Linked DNA regions of Mus musculus: region 2 is linked to region 1. Evidence: chromatin contacts called from ENCODE POLR2A ChIA-PET data. All regions are on one chromosome and are shown on one strand. The core of a region is the stretch at or near the end of the contact, and the rest is flanking DNA. Distances in the headings are between cores, read along the strand shown.

Evidence for each region. ChIA-PET counts read pairs that join two places held with the same protein, here RNA polymerase II (POLR2A).
Region 2: POLR2A ChIA-PET joins it to region 1 with 10 read pairs in Patski. The contact joins the promoter of Zfp579 here to the promoter of Rpl28 in region 1. POLR2A ChIA-PET finds 5 or more read pairs at or near these places in 2 of 5 experiments (Patski and embryonic stem cell).

The regions. Positions count from the first base shown.
Region 1 is chr7:4,789,369-4,797,144 of GRCm38, forward strand. Rpl28 (ribosomal protein L28) reads left to right here and starts at 3,597. Exons shown (of 5, transcript NM_009081.2): 1 at 3,597-3,630; 2 at 3,953-4,041; 3 at 4,135-4,258; 4 at 4,696-4,814; 5 at 5,050-5,179. The coding sequence starts at 3,961. The coding sequence ends at 5,139. It overlaps Tmem238 (transmembrane protein 238), which reads right to left and starts at 192. Exons shown (of 2, transcript NM_029384.1): 1 at 1-192. The coding sequence starts at 174.
Region 2 is chr7:4,991,368-4,999,143 of GRCm38, forward strand. It overlaps Zfp579 (zinc finger protein 579), which reads right to left and starts at 4,734. Exons shown (of 2, transcript NM_026741.2): 1 at 4,637-4,734; 2 at 1,485-3,545. The coding sequence starts at 3,543. The coding sequence ends at 1,855.

The DNA.
Region 1 (7,776 bases), core at 2,347-4,846:
CGCGAACACGCCGGTCAGCAGCGCCGCCATGCCCGCCACGTCCAAGGCCACGGCCAGCAGCAGCGCCATGCGGCAGCGGCCCAAGCCGGCCGCTGGAGCCGGTGCGGGCGCGGGTGGGGACGAGGCGCCGACCGCGGACGCCTGCGAGCCGCACACCGGTGACGCTGCCGCCATGGCCCTCGGTGGCCCGCCGCCGCCTGCTCCCCGACAGCGTCCCGGGGTGCGGCTTCCCGGGGCGGAGTTAGGGCCCGGCGCCAGGTGTGCCCAGTGCCTGCATGGTCACCTGAGCTCACAGCCTGGACCTGGTGGCCCGAATGAGTCTCTTGTGTAGCTCAAAGGTCTGGGAGGATCAGCGGCGCACGACCCTGTCCATTAAGCAGTGCCAGATGACTAGGGCCAAATTTCAGGGTGGCATAATGTAGCTAGATAGTGTTTCTACTTAGTGCCCGTCTCCCGAGGGCTACCTGTACCACCAAGTCCATAGTGAAACAAAATGGGGATCAGAAACAAAAAACCGGGCATGTTGGTATGTAGCTCGCTTGGTGGAGTGCTTGCCTACCATGCTCGAAGTTCTTGATTTCATGCCCTGCACAGCATAAAATCCAACAACAGCAACAACAACATTCTCTGGAGCACAGAATCAGCAGCCAGAGCCCTGAAGCTGTCTCCATGCTTGTCTTTTGAGATCTCTTGTGAGTGTAGGGCCTTGTTAACCCAACCTGGGAATACAATGAACCCATCTCCCAGGTGCCAGCTGACACCTTGTGTACACAATATACTGAGCTCAGGGCTCTGTTAGTGCTCAGATGTTAGCCTGACAAGACCTGCCTTCCTGTTCCTAGCCACAATTCCCGAAGTGCTCAGGAAAGGTGTCCCTGAGGAGATGGCATAGAAATTGTAGCTTTAGCCTGACAGTGGTGACCCATGCCCTTAGTCCCAGCACTTGAGAGGCAGATCTCTTGATTTCGAGGCCAGCCTGGTCTATAGAATGAGTTCCAGGACAGCCAGGGCCACACAGAGAGATCCTGACTCAAGTCAAACCAAACCAAAACTGTGGCCTTTTTGCTATTATTTTTTAAAGATATATTTATTGTTATATGTAAGTACACTGTAGCTGCCTTCAGACACATCAGAAGCCGGGCGTGGTGGCGCACGCCTTTAATCCCAGCACTCGGGAGGCAGAGGCAGGCGGATTTCTGAGTTCGAGGCCAGCCTGGTCTACAGAGTGAGTTCCAGGACAGCCAGGGCTACACAGAGAAACCCTGTCTCGAAAAAAAAAAAAAAAAACAAAAACAAAAAAAAAACCAAACAAACAAACAAAAAAAACAACAACAAAACAGACACATCAGAAGCATCAGATTCCGTTAGGGATGATTGTGAGCCACCATGTGGCTGTTTGGAATTTGAACTCAGGACCTTCAGAAGAACAGTCAGTGTTCTTCCCCACTGAGCCATCTCACCAGCTCCAACTTAGAGAGAATTTAATGGGTATGGCCAGGTCACTCTGGAACTGAGAGGCATCATGGCACAGGCAAATGGTTGGGCCAAGCCATGGTCCACACTAGGAGGACCCAACAGCTATTATAGGGAAGTCCTGATCTTCCACACATCTACCCCTTAAATGAGTTCATTCTCCCTGGGGTGGGAAACCTCGAGACAGTTCTGAACAGAACTAGTTCTCCCAAGACTCTATCTAGTTTCAGAGTTGGAGAAAACTGAGGATGATGGAGGAGAAAAATCACATTTTCCACCGTGATGCTGCCATTGGTAGCCTGCAAACAAACCATCCGTGAGCCTGTGAATAGCATAAAGGAAACACACTTGGACACACACACACACACACACACACAGACTAGCTGCAGTGGGAGTGTATGTGAGTATGGCCCAAAACATTATATACACATACAAAAATGTTATGTAAACCTACTTTATGCATGATTAAATGCTAATAAAACATTAAGAATGACTGTGGTGGGCTGGAGAGATGGTTCAGCGGTTAAGAGCACTGATTGCTCTTTCAGAGGTCCTGAGTTCAGTTCCCAGCAACCACATGGTGGCTCACAACCATCTGTAATGAGATCGCATGCCCTCTTCTCGTGTCTGAAGACAGCTACAGTGTACTTATAAAGAAAAGCTGCCGGGATTGGCCAGGTATTGCTGAGGACAGACATGGAATGTTTCTGCATAGACAGAACCAGGCATGAAAGAATAGGTATTTAACACTGCAGCAGTACATTTTTAGAGAGGTCTGAAAATGGTTCATTGGGCACTGGTGTTTGTGTGGGACACGGTCAAGAAGAGTAATGGAACCATCTGCCATCTGAAGACTTCACGCCAGAGCAAATCTTTAAAATAGTTCATGCATCCATTTAAACAACAAGTCTTGAGGACTCAGTGATTAAGAGCACTTGCTGCTCTCGCAGAGCACCTGGGTTTGGTTACCAGCTCATATGAGGCAGCTCACAGCTGCCTGAAACTCTAGTTTCTCAGGATCAACGGTTTCTTTTGGACTTTGCATTTTACATGTTAACACAACACCCACATACATCATAATTAAAATTAATAAATCTGAAGCCAGGCGTGATGGCGCACGCCTTTAATCCCAGCGCTCGGGAGGCAGAGGCAGGAGGATTTCTGAGTTGGAGGCCAGCCTGGTCTACAAAATGAGTTCAGGGAGAGCCAGGGCTACACAGAGAAACCCTGTCTCAAAAAAACAAAAACAAAACAAAACAAAACAAAACAAAAAAACAAAACAAAAAGGAGTTGCAGAGATGACTTAGTGGTTAAGAGTTTTGGCTGCTCTTCCAGAGGACCCAGGTTCTATTCCCAGCACCCACATGGTGGCTCAAAAACTGTCTAATTGAATCCAGGCACCAGGCAGGCACATAGCATTCATATATATATCCAGGCTTAAAAAGAAAGGAAATTAAGAAATTAAGAAAGCCCTCATACATATTACAAAAAAAAAAAAAAAAATAAGTTGGGACTGGAGAGAGAGACGGCTCAGAGCACTGGCTGCTCTTCCAGACAACAGTGGTTCAATTCTCAGTAGGCACTATCTGTAACTTTAGTTTCAGAGTATCCAACAAAGGCGTGCGCCACCACGCCCGGGAAAAATAAATAAATCTTAAAATCAATTAAGCTCCACTTAATGTGAGATCTGGAATCCTCAATATTTGCATCCACAGGCTGAGGCTGGAGGATCCCACCTCGAAATCTACTAGACAAGGGCGCAAAACCGTTTTTTTTTTTCAAAATATGTATTAGTGCCCACCATGCGCTAAGTGCAGACTGAACAGATCAGGGTGATGCGATGGGAACATAGCTCTAGGAACTCTCTCTGCTTTTGGATCCTCACGAAAACCGAGTCACCGAGTTCCGAAAACTTCCTACCCCACCCCGGCGCCTCATCACGGTACGCACCGCGAGAACTCGCCGGGACCTTCAGACGAAGAGCTCCGAAGGTTCCCGAGTCAAAAAGACTCGGAGGCGGAACCCAAGGCCCAGAGGAAGCTGGGTAGCCGAGTTCAGGCGCGCCACGGGAGGAAGCGGAAATGCGTTGCCATTTTAAAGGTGTCGTCCCGCCTCTCGTGTCTCTCTTTCCGTCTCCGGCCGCCATAGGGAGAGGAGGTGAGTGTGAGGCCTCTGTCCGTCCCGCGTGGCCGCCATCTCGCTCCCACGGCCTCGGTCTCCTGCCTGGGCTTTCTCTCCTTGTACCCAAGCACCATTCGCTGCCCTCATTCCCCACCGGAAGTGGGGCCTCAGCGTCCCTTCCCCCTTCTAAGTCTCCGCGGTGTTAGCTCGGCCTGCCTCCTTTGCTCACCCTTTCCTCGGCCGTGTAAAGCTCTTGCTCGCTTTTTCCCAACGGTGCTGCCGCTTACCCAGCCGCCTGTCCACGGCCTGCTTCTTTCTGACATCTTTCACACCCCCCCCCCCCCCGGCTTCTCCCCAGCCGCCGCCATGTCCGCGCATCTGCAGTGGATGGTCGTCCGGAACTGCTCCAGTTTCTTGATCAAGAGGAATAAGCAGACGTACAGCACGGTGAGTCGGGCCCGCGTGTGAGGGGCACTGTGGCTCTTTTGCGTATCGGAGCCTCCGGGCCTTAACTTAACATCGTGTACACCTATTCCCCAGGAGCCAAATAATCTGAAAGCCCGAAACTCCTTCCGCTACAACGGGCTAATTCACCGCAAGACCGTCGGAGTGGAGCCGGCCGCCGATGGCAAAGGGGTCGTGGTAGTTATGAAACGCAGATCCGGTGAGCCTTTGCACACGATAGCGCTCCCTTTTTCCAGGGTCCAGAACTGCCCTTCCTCTGACTTCCCGGCTGTGTAAGGTGATCTTTAAATTAAGAAGTGTAGAGAGAAACTTAAGTACAGTTTCTCTATGTAGACCTCAATGTCCTGGAACTCTACATCAGGTTGGTCTAGAACTCAGAGATCCACCTGCCTCTGCTTCCTGAGTGCTTGGATTAAGTGCATGCGCTATGTCCCTCCTGTATCTGGGAGGTTCCTAAAGAGGGATGGGATTTTCCCGGGCTTTAAGACTTACCTGTGACAGTCACCTAAGGGATGTACTGAATGGGCTGGAGGGAAGATGGGGTGAGCATGGTCTTCAGAGAGGCTCTGTGTTCCATCAGGCAGATGCTCTGAAGGGCTCATGCAGATGGACTGATTCCTAGGCTTTCCTTACCAGGTCAGCGAAAACCTGCCACTTCTTATGTGAGGACCACCATCAACAAGAATGCTCGGGCTACCCTCAGCAGCATCAGACACATGATCCGAAAGAACAAGTACCGCCCTGATCTGCGTATGGTGAGTAATGGATGGGTACTTAAGGCAGGGGGGCAGCTGGTACTAAACCTGAGGGGCTGCATGCAGGCCTGGGTGCTTGGCTCTGCCTAGCTGGAGCTAGACTCGGGACTTTTGATCACTCACACACACACACACACACACACACACCCTGCCTCCCCGGAGTCCTAGGAAACAAGCAGCAGTAAATGGGAGTGTCTTTTGAGTTTGTGAGCTAAGTTCCTTGTCCTGTCCTCAGGCGGCCATCCGCAGGGCCAGTGCCATCCTTCGAAGCCAGAAGCCTGTGGTGGTGAAGAGGAAACGGACCCGCCCCACCAAGAGCTCCTGAGCCCCACACGCCCGAAGCAATAAAGAGTCCACTGACTTCCATTAGGCCTCCAAAATGTTTTGTGCTCATTGAGCTGTGGCTCTGCGCTGTCTTTAGTTGTGCTATCAAAGCTATTAGAACTTGTTCATCTGGAGTGAGGGTTGTTGGGGATAGAAGCTGTTCAGGGCCATCTGGGTACCAACAGGAGTGAGAGCGGCTTGTGCAGGACATTCAGTTGATTCCTGTGGAAACAGGAGTGAGGGTAAATGACTTCAGGGTTCTTAGCTGCTGACACTGTCAGATATCCTGAGCTTGAGGCTGTCTCACCAGGTCTTAGTCCACTGACCCAGATAAGGCCCCCACCCTTCAGTTGACAAGCCTCCTTATAAGAAGGAAATGGGAGGTTCAATACCCGGTTTCAGAGTGAAGTCTTCAGTTATCAGATGCTCTGATGTGTGAAACAGTGATACTCCTGAAGGAAACATTCTGGTGGGTGTCAGCTGGGACTTTGTGCTGCTGCAGTAGAATTTCAGTGTGAATTGCTGACCTTAGAAAATGTCAACAAAGTCTAGTGTTTACCAAATGCATGTCCTTTATATTTGTAATCTCAGCATTCTGGTAGGCTGAAGCAGGTGACTAAGGCCAGCCTTGTTTATAAAGCAACTCCGAGAATACCCAGGGCTATAGAGACGACCACATCTCAGAAATCAGCCATTGTAAGTCTATCTGGGTGGGTGGGTAAGTAAAGTGAGTATACAGGTGTACTGAGGGACTCAGTGGCCATTTCTTGCCCCTTCCAGCCAGTACTAGCATTTCCTGGAAAACTTGAGGCTCACATGCAAAATAGTACCCATACCATTTTTGCTGGATTTTTGTCGCTGCTACACAACTCAGGCCAAAGTGCTGCCTGGGCTTTGGTCCCAACTGGATCATTGTCCATTCCAGTCCGACTTGAACTATTTTCTTTTCTTTTTTTTTTTTTTTTTTAAGATTTTATTATATGTAAGTACTCTGTACCTGTCTTCAGACACACCAAAGGAGGGCATCAGATCTCATTATGGATGGCTATGAGCCATCATGTGGTTGCTGGGATTTGAACTCAGGACCTTCGAAAGAGCAGTCATTGCTCTTAACTGTTGCCATTTCCAGCCCCTTGAACTATTTTTTTTTTTAAAGATTTATTTATTATATGTAAGTACACTGTAGCTGTCCTCAGATACTCCAGAAGAGGGGATCAGATTTCGTTATGGATGGTTATGAGCCACCATGTGGTTGCTGGGATTTGAACTCACAACCTTCGGAAGAGCAGTCGACGCTCTTAACCACTGAGCCATCTTGCCAGCCCCCCCTTGAACTATTTTTAACCCAAGTTTAACTCATGGCACCTCTCTCCCCACTGATAGACCCTGGCTCAGCTCACTGAAGTGAACTGAGACCCTTATGTTTTGAGATGCTGGTGAGCATAGCGTTCTTGGCAGCAGTCCACCCTGTTGACCTATCGACGGGAAAATATTTTTTTTAACTTATACTCATTTTTATTGGGGTGTAAATAAGGTGAATTCACCCTCTTTGAAAAAGCATGTGTAGGGGCTAGAGGGAAGGCTCAGCAGTTAAGCACTGGCTGCTCTTCCAGAGAGTTCTGACCTCATTTCTCAGTATTCAGCTTTGGATCACACCATCTATAATGGGATCTGATGCCCTCTTCTGGCACACAGGTGTACATGCAGACTTAGGACTCAAATGAATGTAAAAAAGCCAATGTGGTACATGCAGGAGGTCAGAGGAGGATGGTGTCCTGATTGTTCCTTTTAAGACAGTCCCATTGAATTGGATTTAGGCTCGGAAGTCAGCAACCCCCAGCTTGTCTCTGCCCACCTTTGTGCTGGGAGTACAGTACAGCTGTGTGGCAGCATCTGGCTCTGTTGTCCATGAATCAGTTTGCACATGGGGAGGTCAGAGGACAATACATGGTTTTATTCCTATACTTTTAGGTGGATTCTGGAGGTCAAACTCAGGTTGCCAGCCTTGAGGGCAAGCTCCTTTTACTAAGCTTTTTTTTGTTTTTCGAGACAGGGTTTCTCTGTGTAGCCCTGACTGTCCTGGAACTCACTTTGTGGACCAGGCTGGCCTCCAACTCAGAAATCCACCTGCCTCTACCTCCCAAGTGCTGGGATTAAAGGTGTGTGCCACCACGCCCTGCTTTCACTAAACTATCTTGTTAGTCCATGACTAGCTTTGTAAACAATTTTTTGTTTTCTCAGTGTAACTCTGCCTGTCCTGGAACTGGCTCTTGTGCTGGGATTTAAGGCATATGCTGCCACTATTGAGCTTAATTTTTATCGATTTTAATGAGACAGGTTCAGTGTCTGTTGCCCTGGCTGTCCTGAAACTCACTATGCAGACCAGGCTGGCCTGGAACTCGGATCCTCCTGTCTCCTGGGATTAAAGGCGTATGCTGATCCCGATCTCCGCTATGACTGGCTTTCTCCTGTGGGTGCTGAGGATTTGAACCCTGCTGTCCCTTCCCTCACTGGCCTGCATAGCAGTGTAGTATAACAGGCTGCCTCTGTTGGGAATACAGTTTGCACCATCACATAAAAATCAGTCTTTTTCCAGGACAGCCAGGGCTATACAGAGAAACCCTGTCTCGAAAAACCG
Region 2 (7,776 bases), core at 3,484-5,983, 200 kb after region 1:
GTGTCTGGGAGCGTGGCAAACTTCTTTCTGTCCCTTGCAAAGTCCCTTGCAGAGTTATCTGCTGGGTCTCCAGGGTTTTAACCTAGCTCAACCAGAAAACAGGCTGCCTTTCACGGTCCCACAAGATGTCAGTAGATGACAGAGGGGTGAAGAATGGTGGAGAGATGGTTGAATGGTGAATGCAAGAACAGCCATCACAAATGGATAGATGAATGGTGGGTGGATAGATAGATTGATGGATGGAAAATGGACCAGTGGGTAATGGCTGGCTGTCAATAGGTGACAGAGGATGGATGAAGGATGATGGATGGATGGATGGATGATGAACACAAGACTAGCCATCACAAGTGGATAGGTAACAGACGCTGGATGGATAACAGATAGATGATGGATATCTGGAAAGCTTGATGGGTGGTGTACTGGTGTCACATTCCCAGTGACCCTGCTTCTATGGGTCTGTGCTTCCTACCCACCTTGTCCTGTACCATCTTTTTTCATCTACCCCCTAATAAAATGCTTTCTTACATTTATTTTGTGTGCATGTATGTATGTGAAAGTGTATATGTGCATGCGTGCACACACATCACTGTTAGCATGTGGAGGTCAGAAGACAATTTATAGGAGTCGGTTTCCTCCTTCCACCATTCAGGTCGCTGGTATCGAACTCAGTTCCTCAAACTCAGCTTCAAGTGCCTTTACCCACTGAACCACCACACTGGTTCCTAAGGAGCTTTTAGGGTTACTCTCTTTCTCCATCTCTTTGTCTATGTCCTCCTACTAGGGTGAAAGTCACAGATTGAGAAAGGATTGTGTTTCCTTGACAAAAAAAAAAAAAAAAAAAAAAAAAAAGAAAAGAAAAGAAAAAAAGAAAAGCACCCAGGACAAAGCCCTGCACAATGTAGAGGCTCCAGGAGGCATCCCAGCATGAAGGAAGGAAGAAAGAAAGAAGATAAGGATAGCTCACAGAATAAGGGCTAGGAGCACGGGCTATGGAGCCACAGTGTCCCGGGCCACATCTGGCTGTGCCACCTGTTGCTTTTGTTTTGACTCCACTCCCTAAGTGCTGGGATTACAGTTATGGATCCCCACACTCAATACAGATCATACCTGGTACTTGGGCTTCCCTCAGGAACATGGAGCCTATTGGTACCTTCATGATTGCAATGGGAATTTGGGGGAACATCTAGTGCTTTCTCAGAAAGGGAGCTGCAGGCTTCCCACACAGAGTAGTACTTTCTGTGCCTAGAAATCTGCCGTACACGTGCAAACAGTGCTGATAGGTTAAAGTGCACGCAGGGATTCCTGAGGACAGCCATCATGGCACATGGTACAGTCTTTCTTCTCAATCCAGGGCCCACAGACTTCTTGGCGTTATTGATGCCAGCCATCCCTCTGGGATCTGGTGTATGAGCGACCTTGTTCTGAACCCAAGTGTGGGTAAATCCTGACTCACCCAATCCCCCACACACAGCCTCACTCGGGGGTTGCACGAACTCACATTTATTCACAGAGACAGAGGAACGGGAGCAGACCTTTCGCGCTGGGAACTCCCAGGGTCTGGCAGTTCCAAAGAGGTGATGGTGTCCAGTGTTTGTAATAGGGATGGGCAGGCTGGGACGAACCCAGCAGTCTCTATCCTTCTGGCCAAGTGTCCTCCGCCTTGCCCTGCCTTACTTAAGACACGTGTTGGGGTGAGAAGTTCCTAACCAGCATCAGGGGTTTAGGGGTGGGTAAAGGAGAAGACGAATGATCCAGGCTTCAGGGGCAGGCAGGGGAGGTTCCTCTTCTTCAGCTTCCCTCTTCCTTACTGCAAACCGGGAGCGCAATTGGAAGGGCGGAGGGTGGATGTGAGGGTCAGGAGGCCAGGCCTCCCAATCCGCATAGGTGGGCCTTACTGTCCATCTCCTCATCCTCCATCTCGAAGGCTGAATGGTCTTGGCTGTCAAAACAGGAGGCGCTGAGAAAGACAGGTGGAGCCGGCGGGGACTGGGGTGGTGTGCCAGGTGAGGGAGGCTCTTCCTTGATGTGCGCGATGGGCAGAGGGAGCCCTTCTGCCTCCTGCTTAAGTGGCTGCGGAGGCTGGGGCGACTGTGAGGCCTGGGTCTGGAGTTCCTGCAGCGCTGCAGCCCTCTCCAGCTCCGCCCGTTCCAGCTCGGCGCGGTGGCAGCGTTGGTGGCGCAGGAGGCTGTAAGCGCGAGAGAAGCGGCGTGGGCATCGCGGGCACGGATGCGGGGCGGGACCCCCAGCATGGACTTGCGCGTGGCGGGCCAGGTCCGCCAGTCGCTTGAATTCCCTCTGGCAGCGCACGCACTGAAAAGGGCGCGCCCCGGAGTGGGTGACCCCATGCTGGCGTAGGTGTGCCCGGCGTCGGAAACCTTTGCCACACTCAGGACACCAGAAACGTGGCTCCCCCGCCGGAGGCCGGGCTGGGGTGGCATCTCCTCCATTATGCCCGCCTTCACCCCCTTCCGATGCACCCCCACATTCTGCCCCTTCGCCCCCCTCGGGCCCTTTCCCTGAGTTCCGTCCGCCCGAGGCCTTGTCATCCTTCTTGCCGGCCCCGGGTAACGGGGCCAGCAGGCTGAGTGGACCATGGACGCGGCGGTGCTGGCGGAGGTAGGAGGCCAAGCGGAAGGCCAGGCCGCAGTCTGGACACACAAAAGGTCGATCGGTGGAGTGGACTAGCCGGTGACGCGATAGGGACCAGGGCCTGGCGAAAGCCTTGAGGCAGATGGAACACTGGTGTCGCTTGGGGCGGGGCGGGGGTCCTCCTTCGCCCTCCTGTTCGCCCTCGGGGCGCAGACACGGGTGGGCTTTGAGCTCCCCCTTGGTGGCGAAGGCTTCGCGACAGCGGAGACACAGCAGCGTCCAGTCGGCCTGGAGAAGGACCTGTTTCTCCTCCTGTCGCCCCGCGGCCAGTGCCAACTCTGCCCTTAGCTCCGCTGCCCCGGCCTCGGCCTCCTTGGCCTCTGATTCCCGAGGATCCGTACTCGTGGGGACAGCCGCAGGAGCCGAGTCCCCTGCGGGCCACTGTGTGGTCGCCTCCTCCTCAGCCCCGGCCACCACCACCGTGGCGGGCTGTTCCACTCCCTCGTCCTGCGGACCCCAACTGGCCTCAGGCTCCTCCTTCACTGCCCTCTGCGTGGACAGATCCACCTCGCTACCTGCGTGCTCTTGGGCCAGGTGGCGCCTGAGCTGGGCTGGCTCCGGGAAGGTGCGTGGGCAGGCAGCGCAGCGCAGCGGGGGCTGGGGCCCGTGGCCACGAAGGTGGCGGGAAAGGTGGGCAGGCCTGCGGAAAGCTTTGGGGCACAGAGGGCAGGCATGGGGCCGGAGACCCGAGTGGCTCAGCCGGTGTCGAGACAGGTAGTAAGGGAAGCGGAAGAGGCGACCACAGGTTGGGCAGGGCAGAGGCGCCCTAGGGGCTCCAGCACCCCCTCTGCCACGACCACGGCCTCGGCCACGGCCACGGCCACGGCCTCGGCCTCGGCCACGGTCACGGTGAGGTGGGCTGCCCTGGGCGGGTGGAGGGGGCTGTGGATCCATGCCTGTGGGGAAAAGGGGAAGAGGCAGGGGTGGGGAGAAGAGATGAAAGATGTGGGGTGAGGTGAAGAGGAGAGCAGAGGTACAGGGCAGGTAGATCCACAGTTCAGAAGAGGATACAGATGAAAGTCGGGAGAGGAAGGTGGTGAGGAGGCAGAAGGGGATAGACACAGGAAAGGAGAGGAGAGAGTTGTGGAGACGTAGGAAAGGGGGGCCAAGTTCAGGAGAAACACAAAGGAGAGAGATAGAGAGAAAGAAAACATAGATATCAGAGGTGGGAACGGTCAGGAAGACAGAACAAGACACATACAGAGGAGACACAGGGAGACAAAGTCAGCCAATTGATTTTGCTCTAGTGCCCTGGGGCTTGAACATTCCTGGAGGGGCTGGGAACCAGTCCACCCTTGGGGCCCAAGTAGGGTGGGATTCAAAGTCAAGAGGCCCTGGAAATAAAAAGTCCATAAGTCAGGGGCTGGGAGGGACCAGTGGGTAGCCGGGCTTAAGCCCCTGGGTCTGTGAGAGGAGAGCTGGGGTCTGGATTCCTGGGTCTGAGGGAGGAGGAATGGGGTCTGGATTCCTGGATCGGAAGGAGGAGGGCTGGGGTCTGGGCTCCTGGGTCTGAAGAAGGTCGGGGTCTGCACTCCTGGGTCTGAGGGAGGACCTGGACTCCTGGGTTTAAAGAAGGGCTGATTTCTGGATCCCTGGGTCTCAGGCAAGAAGACTGAAAGGTAGGACTCCTGGGTCTCAGATAGAACCAGATAGGCGAACTAGACTCTTGCAGGTAGACGCAGCCTCTGAGTCCGGGTGAAGGAAGAAGCTGGGTAAGGGGCCCTGACTCACAAGACAAGGGGGAGGAGTGGACTGGGAGCTGGGCTGCAGAAAATCCTCAGCGAGAAAGCTGTGGCCAGACCCCTGGCCGGGCGTGGTGTCGGGGGAGGGCGTGGAACCTGCCGGCTGTCGGGGGATCTAGGTCCAAGAGGGGGTCTATCTGTTCCGGGTAGGTGTGATCTGCAGAACTAAGGCAGCGGGTCGAGGCCTTGCAGATTGCTCTGCGCAGGGCCTGGGGCTCGCCCCAGTCTCAGGGAGCCGGTCTTACCTCCACCTCCTGCGCTCCTTTCTTCCTTCCCTGCGGCCGGGCGATCGCGGACAGTGGTGGCGGAGAGGGAGGGGGTTGAGCGTAGTGGGAGGGGTGGGGGTGGAGAAGGAGGCTGGGCTCGGTGTTACAGCCTAAGCCTTCCCCCCGGAAACCCGGTGCTTGGTCGGAGGCCAGAAGAGGAAAGACTGGCTGAGAAGCCGGAAGCGGAGGGCCAGGGACCTGGTGGGGGTGCGGGGGGGGGGGGGGCGGGAGCAGAGGAGGGAGCTGCGGCTCCTGGATCCCGGGAGGGGAAGGGGCTGAAGGCCTGTCCTTTGGACCCTCAGAGGAGGAGGAGGCTGCAAGCCTGGGAATCTGGATCCAGCTTTCCACCCCTCCTCCATTTCCCAGCAGATAACACATATTCATTCATTCTTTCAACAAACAGGCATTTATCAAGCCCTGCCGGTGCCAGGCACTGTGCTGGCTGCTGGGTCTGAAGAAGGCAGAGATGGAGATGAACGAAGCAGTGAGTGATACAGGCTTGAGAGTGAACATCAATGATACAAGGAGTGCACCTCTATGATCGAGCCTGACTCTCACTGTCCCTTGGTTGCCTGGGCAAGCAATTCTCTCTTCTCCGAGCCTCAGTTTCTCCCTTTATGGTAAGCCCCAGGATCACAACCCGACCAGTTTTATCAGAACACCTACTGTGGGCTGGCTCTGTCCTTGGTGCTGGATCGATAAAGGCAAAATTCATACTATGATGAAAAGGGACAAACAAGAGTCAGTCACAGACGGTGTGACGAGGGAAGCTCTTGTTTTGGGCAAAGTGCTGTGGAATGAAGGGGATGGAAGAGACAGTGAGCTGGCTTTCAATGGGAGTGAATGCCATTCCTCTAGTCTTCCTTGGCAACTACGTTTCTGGAACTTGGAGCTTTAATGTTTCAGCCTGCTACATGGGCCACATCTCAAAGTATATATGATGGAGAAAAAGGGCCGTTTCAGTTATCTGCCTGCATTACAGTGTTGTTTTCTTTAGGGTTAACTTCATGCCAAACATAGTTGGCAAGAGGCTGGGTAAACTGTTCCTTTTGTACGTGTCTGGGTGAGTAGAGGTTTGGAAAGCTTTGATATGCTAGTAATTCCAGGAATTTACCCTTGAGAAACCAGAAACATGCAGTATTATACTTGTGCCAGTCCATTGCGGCTGCTTTCTTTTTCTTTTTAAAAACATTTCAGGGGGCTGGTGAGATGGCTCAGTGGGTAAGAGCACCCGACTGCTCTTCCGAAGGTCGGAAGTTCAAATCCCAGCAACCACATGGTGGCTCACAACCATCCGTAACGAGATCTGACGCCCTCTTCTGGAGTGTCTGAAGACAGCTACAGTGTACTTACATATAATAAGTAAATAAATAAAATCTTAAAAAAAAAAAAAAAAAAAAACATTTCAGTATAGGTATTGTGGGCTGGCAAGATAGCTCAGTGCAAAGGCGCCTGACTCGTGGCTGATGATCTGAGCTATCCAGGACCCACAGAGTAGAAAGAGATCACCAAACCGATTCCTGTGGGTGGGCCTCTGACTTCTCCACCTGTGTGTCTGCACACACATATACATAAACATACATTCACATATGTACAAACACACCCACCCATACATACAACACACATATACACACATATAAACATACATAAACACACAGACACAAATGTACACATACACATTAAATAAACAAATACAAATGTAGGGCTGAAGAGACAGTCCAGTGCTTGAGAGTATTGCTGTTCAAGAGGGCCAGAATTTGGTTTCCAGCACCCAGGCAAGCCCCCACCCCCTGTATAACTTCAGCTCCAACACCTTTTGTCTTTTGAACACATACACGCAGAGGGGCATATTGCCAAAAAATAAAAATAAATTGAAGTTAGATTCTGTTACATTTATTATTTATGTATGTCGGGTGCACACACAGCACAGTGCATATATGGAGGTCAGAGGTCAGTTCTCTCTCCACGATGTGGGTCCTGTCCTAGGATCAAATTCAGGTGATTAGCCTTGGGGACAAGTGGCTGTACTGACTGAGCTCTCTGGCTAGTCTACTATGGCAGTCTTGGAAATCACTATGAATGGCTCAGTAAGAGATCAGGGGAATAAAATCATGACCCAGAGAAATCTTGTATGCCCTGAAAAAAAAAAAAAAAAAAGGAAGAAAGAAGCTTACTGTGTGGAAATGTGGAGACTCCCCAGCTGAGCACAAGGAAGAGAACAACACAAAACCACCCGTGCTAAGTCTCTGTGTGCGCTCCTATCTGCAGCTTGGAGACCGACAAGATGGCTCTGCAGTTAAAACCACTAACTGCTCTTGATGAGGACCTGAATTGGGTTCCCAGCACCCACAAAACAGCTCACAGTTCCTTTATAACACTCCAGTTCCAAGAGGACCTCTTCTGTCTCCCAGAGTCAAGCATATGTGGGGTGCACATACATACAGGCAGGAAAAACATGTAAGATAAAAATAAATTCTTTTTTAAGAGGGGCAAGGCACAGTTGTGTGCACCTGCGATCCCCTCACTTAGGAGGTGGAGACAGGGCAAAATTCCATACTATAATGATATAAAGAACGCCCTAGTCTCAAATAAACAAATGAGCAAACAACAGCAAAAAGGGGGAGGGAGGAAAGTAACAAATTGAGAAATGGGTAAACAGGAAGAATTTCAAACAGAACAGAACAAGGGCGCTGTTACTTGGGGGTGTCATCTGCAATCATGGATTGGAGCATCCATGGTGGCCAGACTATCAGAGAGAAGCATCAACCCTGTGCAAGGACTGTGGCCAGCTGAGCCTGCAATTACTCGGAGAGCACTAAGGATCCATTGAGAAGGTTTTAAGCAGCAGAGTCATATGATCCGAATAGGGTTTAGAAACATTCCGGAGGAACCTGCACTGAGGCGGGGCGGGGCGGGATGCGGAGCGGGGTGCAGGGCAGGATGCGGGGGCGAGCTGTAGGCCAGGGTTGTAAGGCTGCTCTGCTCCAGGTGAGAGGTGGCTGGGCCACTGTGACCCAGCCTGGTTACCTACTGCACTTGAGGGACACAACTCAGTGGCTTCTCACTTTCCAGCCTAGAATCCAGACCCATCTATTACAGCTCCTCACTTAAATAAATGA